Regions from separate parts of the Homo sapiens genome. Here region 1 is linked to region 2. A link is a loop called in an ENCODE intact Hi-C map of the cell type or tissue named here. Cell type or tissue: tibial artery. All regions are shown on one strand. Links, peaks and the distances in the headings refer to the core of each region. The heading gives the core; the rest is flanking DNA.

Evidence for each region. Peaks named below come from ENCODE experiments on the same cell type or tissue, not always from the same donor. Only the 100,000 strongest peaks of a DNase experiment are listed, where the experiment ranks them.
Region 1: a loop joins it to region 2, with 2.6 times the contacts of the local background. A loop is called at or near these places in 17 of 110 quality-filtered maps.

Annotation. Positions count from the first base shown.
Region 1 is chr18:48,411,284-48,414,199 of GRCh38, forward strand. It overlaps a transcript of ZBTB7C not described here. Among named protein-coding and RNA genes, the nearest start is that of ZBTB7C, 3.4 kb to the left of the region's middle. In tibial artery, for the core only: a CTCF peak has its summit at 1,257; no DNase peak of the experiment used is centred there.
Region 2 is chr18:48,152,878-48,155,793 of GRCh38, forward strand. The region is part of intron 3 of ZBTB7C (zinc finger and BTB domain containing 7C); the gene reads right to left. Among named protein-coding and RNA genes, the nearest start is that of ZBTB7C-AS1, 8.4 kb to the right of the region's middle. In tibial artery, for the core only: no CTCF peak of the experiment used is centred there; a DNase peak (open chromatin) is centred at 1,134; H3K27ac peaks cover 1,671 bases.

The sequences.
Region 1 (2,916 bases), core at 241-2,740, 260 kb after region 2:
GCCATCTTATCCAAACTATTCAAATGCACATGTAAATCTAGGATAGTCTATCGTGGAACCTAAGGTATGTTCAGGCTCAGGATGTCAGATTTCCAAGTTGCTAAAGCTTCCAGAATGGCAAAATAATATATCTCGCTTTCAGCAGCTGTGGCAGCCACTGCCCTCTCATATTAGGTTTGTCTCTCTGTTAAATTAAGTTGCCTGTCTTGCTTCCCTTCATTAAAGGGTTTTCAGTTACTTGGAATGCTGCTGACCCAGCTGATATGGCCCCGCTTCTAAGCCATAAGTCTGGCTGCGCCTCATGCCAAGCATGCGGATGCATTTAGAGAGCACCTAGAGGATCCCAGCCCTGCAAATGCCCAGACACCTGCAGGAAATAGAAATGTAGTTCTGGGGGTGAGGGCAGCTACAGCCATAAAAAGGGCATTTAGGTTGAGAAAAGAGGGATGTGGGCAGTAAATTAGACTCTAATAGTAAAGAGTCTAGTAAATAGTAAATAGACTCTAATATAAATGTGGCTCTAAATCAGAAAGTTTCTCCTCTCTTCTCTGGCTCAAAGTAGATGTTCTATAGCTTTAGCTCATGGAATAGCGTAAGCATGGAGATCCAGTGAGTGCTGTAAGATTTATTTGCAACGTACTAGTTTGGATGTAAGTGCAATGGTAAACGTTGCTTTGCAATAATTAATAGAATTTACTGCCAAACTTTAACAGTTATCAGCCATGTATCCTAGAAAAAAAGCATGTCATTCAACTCTCTAAAGCCTCCATTTCCAAATCTGTAAAAAGGGAGATAATAGTAGGTCCCTTTCTACTCCATAGAGATGCTGGAATGGTCGGGTGAGAAAAGGCGAGGGCAAGTGTTGCCCCATGAACAACATTCATTAAGGGGTTACTGTGTATTAAGCACTGTAGAGCACATTGTAAATTGTCAATATTAGTTATGGTGATAAACTCTAAATAAATTATCTGAGAATTGGGATCAAATTTTTACCTATTTCCCGAGGATGTTGAAAGACTGATTCAAGAAAAAAGAGGGGAATTAACATTTACAGAGCTCTTTCTAGATTAGAACTTACGGTTTCCATTGCTATATGTTTCTCATGACAACTGTATGCAATATATTTTGTTGTAACCGTTTTATAGATGAAAAATCTGATATCAATAGTGGTGGTAATGGCCATGTTGCCACCGCTGGGTAGTGTCAGGGGCAGCATTTGGATCCAGGTTCGTGAGTTCAGAAGTTCACGAGCATCCTCCCCTGCGATGCTGCCTCTAGAGGAGAAAGAGGGAAGAGGCTTTGAATAAATCAGAGCAGAAGAGAAATTCAAGGAAATCATGGTGTGTATTACCTACCATAAGGCAGACTGGGTGAAGTGCCTTCCTGGAAAAGGTAGCACTGGACTCAGTCCCTAAGTTTGCATGATATTTTTTATTTTTTCTTAGTTCGTTTTTTAATTTTTATTTTGAAATAATTTCAGATTTACAGAAAAGTTACAAAGATAATATAAAGAATTGTCATATATCTTCACCCAGAATCTCCATGTGCCAACATTTGCCCATGTTTGCTTTACCCTGCTGTTTCTTTGTATATACATATTCTTTTTTTCTAAACTGTTTGAGCATAGGCTGAAGATATGATGTTCCTTTACTGATAAATTCTTCAGTGAATGTTTTTTAACAATGAGGACGTTCTTATATAATAATCAAAATCCAGATCTAACCATAGATACAACACTATTATCTAGTCTGAACTATATTTAGATTTCACCAACTGTCTCACCAATAGCAAAAATGAAAAAATAAGTAAATTCTAGGCAGGATTCAATTCAGGATTGCATATTGCGTTTAGTTATCATATCTCTTGGGAGAGTATTTTTTATTTTACTAATTTTTCTTTCTCATTTTAGTGGCCATACATTTATAGCCCATATGGGATGACAAAGACTTTCTCCTTGACCACACTTGAGGCAGGCTCCTTTGAGGCTTCATTTCCACTGGGCTCCCACCCTTGGGCCCTCTCTTCAGCCAGCCAAGTCCAGTTGTAGAAAGAATCCTTCTAAGTTAGTTTAGTGAAAACCCCCCTGACCCTTGATCTCCGAGCACCCTGGCCTGCCTTTAGCAAGAATCCTGTTAGGTTAGTCCAGCAAGAATGCACCTACCCTTAATGTCTCCTCTTAGTAATTTTCCATCTATCGACCCCCTTACTCTGTACCTTGGCTATAAATCCCCACTTCCCCTTGTTGAGCCCAGTCTCTCCCCGCCATTGCAACACTCCTATTGCAATAGTCTTGAATAAAGTCTACCACTTCCCTACCATTTTTACAAGTGTCAAAGTAATATTTTCTTTAAAAGGGCCAAAGAAAATATAGAAAAATCAAAACTCACTTGTAATCACTCACCAGCTATAACCAACATTAATCATTAAAAAAAAAAAAAAAGTACATGTGTAATCCAACCATACAACCACCATTCCCTTCCAGGGGCCAGCTTCCCCTAGAAAATACCAAGAATATGGAAGTTCTACTTTCTGTTCCTCCTGAAGTTCTTCCTCAGTGTCCAGCATGATCCTGCTGTCCCTAGCTCAGCCATAACCCACCTCACCATTTTGCTCCTCACCCCAGACTCCAGTTACCATCTCCCTCAAGAAAATGCTGCATCCCCAAGAGCCCCCATGAAGAAGCTAGTGGAGATAGGCCATGCCTCTTCTATACACCTCTTTTTTCTTTGCCACACCAGGGCCTACAAAGGCTCTACTAGATAACAGATTTCACAAAGGGTTTGGAGTAGCTCAAGGGAATTAGAATGTAACACTGGACAACTTGAAGCTGTGCATGAGATATGACTTCCCTCATATTCCAGAGAAGAGCAACCAGGGGTTGAACTCTCCATACAGGATTACTTGATGGTACACCCC
Region 2 (2,916 bases), core at 175-2,674:
GTTTGGACAGCACTATAACTTCCATTTCACAAGGGAGGAAATGCAGGCCCAGGGATGTTAAGTCACTGTCCCCAAAGCACACAGCTGTTGAGTGGAACAATGGGTACCCGAAGCCAGGCAGGGTGGGTTCCCAGCTGGGGCTTCTGGTGCCTGGGCAAGATATGCCCTTTGAGAGCAGTGATGTTGGGATGTCAGAATCAACCCCATCTTTGTCTTCCACAAAAGGGCTGGACTCTGAATATCAAAACTCTCCTCTTCCCTTTGCCTTTAAAGGCATAGGGAGGCACATACAGTTGAAATTATCCAGGCTAATTGTTCATTAGATGTTACTGAGCATCTAATATGAGCCAGGCAACATATAAAAGGCTTTATAGTCATTTTCTTAATTTCACCATTACCACAAGCTTTTAGGGTGAGGATTAGCATGCCCATTTTACAGATGGGGTACTGAGGTACAAGGAAGTTTAGAGGATCTGCCTGAGGTCAGCTAATAGAGGGAGAGGAGCTAGATTGCACCCACTCTCTTTCTGTTTCTCTGCCTCTCCCTGGGTAATTCAGGGCACAAAGGTACAAGGTACAACCTTCCTTGTTGGGGTCTGCATGATGATTAGGGCATGAGAAAGACCCAGGGAGCTTCCTGCCATGGTCCAAAGGGAAAAAGGGAAGCAAGGAAGAAGGGAAGAAAAGAAAACATGGATGAAACATGGGCTATATATGTCAGGCAGTACCAAGATGTTGATGAATGATCCAAAAATATTGCTACAATTTCAAAAGTCTTACAAAAGAGGGGCACTGGCCACTGGCCATAGGACTGTGAATTGGTCCACCCTGAGCCACACACTCCAGGATACACTCAGAGGTATGACTATATCTTTTTGGAATTTGGCTGTGTTCTTTGAGGTCAAAGCTCCTGGCCTCATGAAATGTTCTTGACAGGTTCGAGTAAATATGGGAATACACACACTCTGTGAAAATGGTGGTTCCCTCAGTCCTTCCCCTCTCAGGGTTTTGAACTTGGTTCTGGAAGCCCCAGGGCCTAGGAGGCTGTAGGAACAGCCAGCTCTGAGGAAAGGGTCAGGAAGTGACTAGTGGACAGGGTGATGGCTGTGGCTCAGGGTCATGGCTGGGAAACTCGGAAAGGGAGGTCTCTGAAAGCTATGTCAAGTCCAAAGGCCACAGCTGGATGCAGAGTCTGAGAGGCCTCTGGCAGCAGAACACACTGCCCATGTACCCAGTAAGCAAGCAGGGGTTAGGGCTGGGCACAATTCTGGGCTTGCGACCCTGTCACCTGGGGTCCTGACAGACAGGCGTGACCAGGGGTCAGGAATCGATCTGAATGGCCAGGAGGTCAATCAAGGATCTGAATGGCCAGGAGGTCAATCAAGGCAGGAGGAAGCAGTCTGAGGATAGACCCCAGCTCTCACAGATGATCCAGAGCCTTAGGGATACCTGAGCGGGGGAGGAGTGCTCTGCAGGCAGGGGCACAGCCCTGGGACTGTTCTCTGGCACAGGACAAGGCCCGAGCTGTAACCAGGGAGAGCAGGGGAACCCCAGAGGATTGTAGCCATTGACTGTATACCAAAAGCAAGACCAAGCCTATAGCTGCCGTTCTTTCATGGCAGTCTCCAAAATCTGCCCTGTTCAATTCTTTAAGGGTTCCCTCTCCCGACTTAACAGTCCCTTTGGGTCTGGCATTTCCTTTCATTTTAGAAAATAAAACTTTGTGCTTCTTAAGTCTTGAAAGCAATATAGACACCTTATGGAAAACTTGATGTGTCTAGGACTCTATTATAAAGGCAGTTTTTTTACCCTGTGTTCTTCACTAGCCATTTTATAGTGAGCATCATCCCATAATGCACTCGCCCTCACCCTCCATCCCAACCTTTCCCACTGCCTCATTTGAAGTCTCACCTGCAAGTGCCCCTGGCTGGCATCTGTGTCCTCTGATTAAATGAGTCACACTCTGAGCTATATTGCCACTGCTAAATGCTCAAGTCCTAGTCTCTTTATGGGAATTGTTTAAAAGATCTGAAGAAGTCAAGTCTGCATAATAGGAACCCAGAGAAACTCTCACCAGCAATGCCAATCCTCACCCAGTGCTGCCTCCTAGAGCCACCAAATGTGGGAAGAGCTGGTGCATAACTGAATTCTCATTAGCAGTCCCTTACCCTATATTCTCATTTGCCATCTGGTCCCATGTAGGCTTGGAAACTAGAAAACTAAATGTTAAAATTGTGCATGAAATAGGAGCAAATAGGCCCCATGTGACATGGGCCCCAAGGAAGTGTGCTGGGGTATGTATTCTCTGACCTCTTTTGTCACAGGAACATTTGTCCTATGTTCCAAACAAAAATTGTTTTATTTTTCTCTCGGGTGCTTGGCTCTGTCCCAGATACAAGAGGTAGCCAAATAAATGAGGATTCCCTGTAACTGTAATATTCTTTTTTTTTTTTTTTTTTTTTTTTTTTGAGACAGAGTCTCACTCTATCGCCCAGGCTGGAGTGCAGTGGTGCAATCTTGGCTCACTGCAAGCTCCGCCCCCCGGGTTCACGCCATTCTCCTGCCTCAGCCTCCCGAGTAGCTGGGACTACAGGTGCCCGCCACTACACCCGGCTAATTTTTTGTATTTTTTTTTTTTTAGTAGAGACGGGGTTTCACCGCATTAGCCAGGATGGTCGCAATCTCCTGACCTCATGATCTGCCCGCCTCAGCCTCCCAAAGTGCTGGGATTACAGGCGTGAGCCACCGCGCCCGGCCAACTCTAATATTCTTTACATGTTATATAGGGTTTTATTTCTTTGAAATGTAAACGATTTCCTTCTCAGTGCTATGACATTTGTGTGGTGTGGTCATCTCATTGCAGGAAGGGGATGTGCCTGCATTCTATATTTCACTCCTCTGGGCAGGCTGAGAACT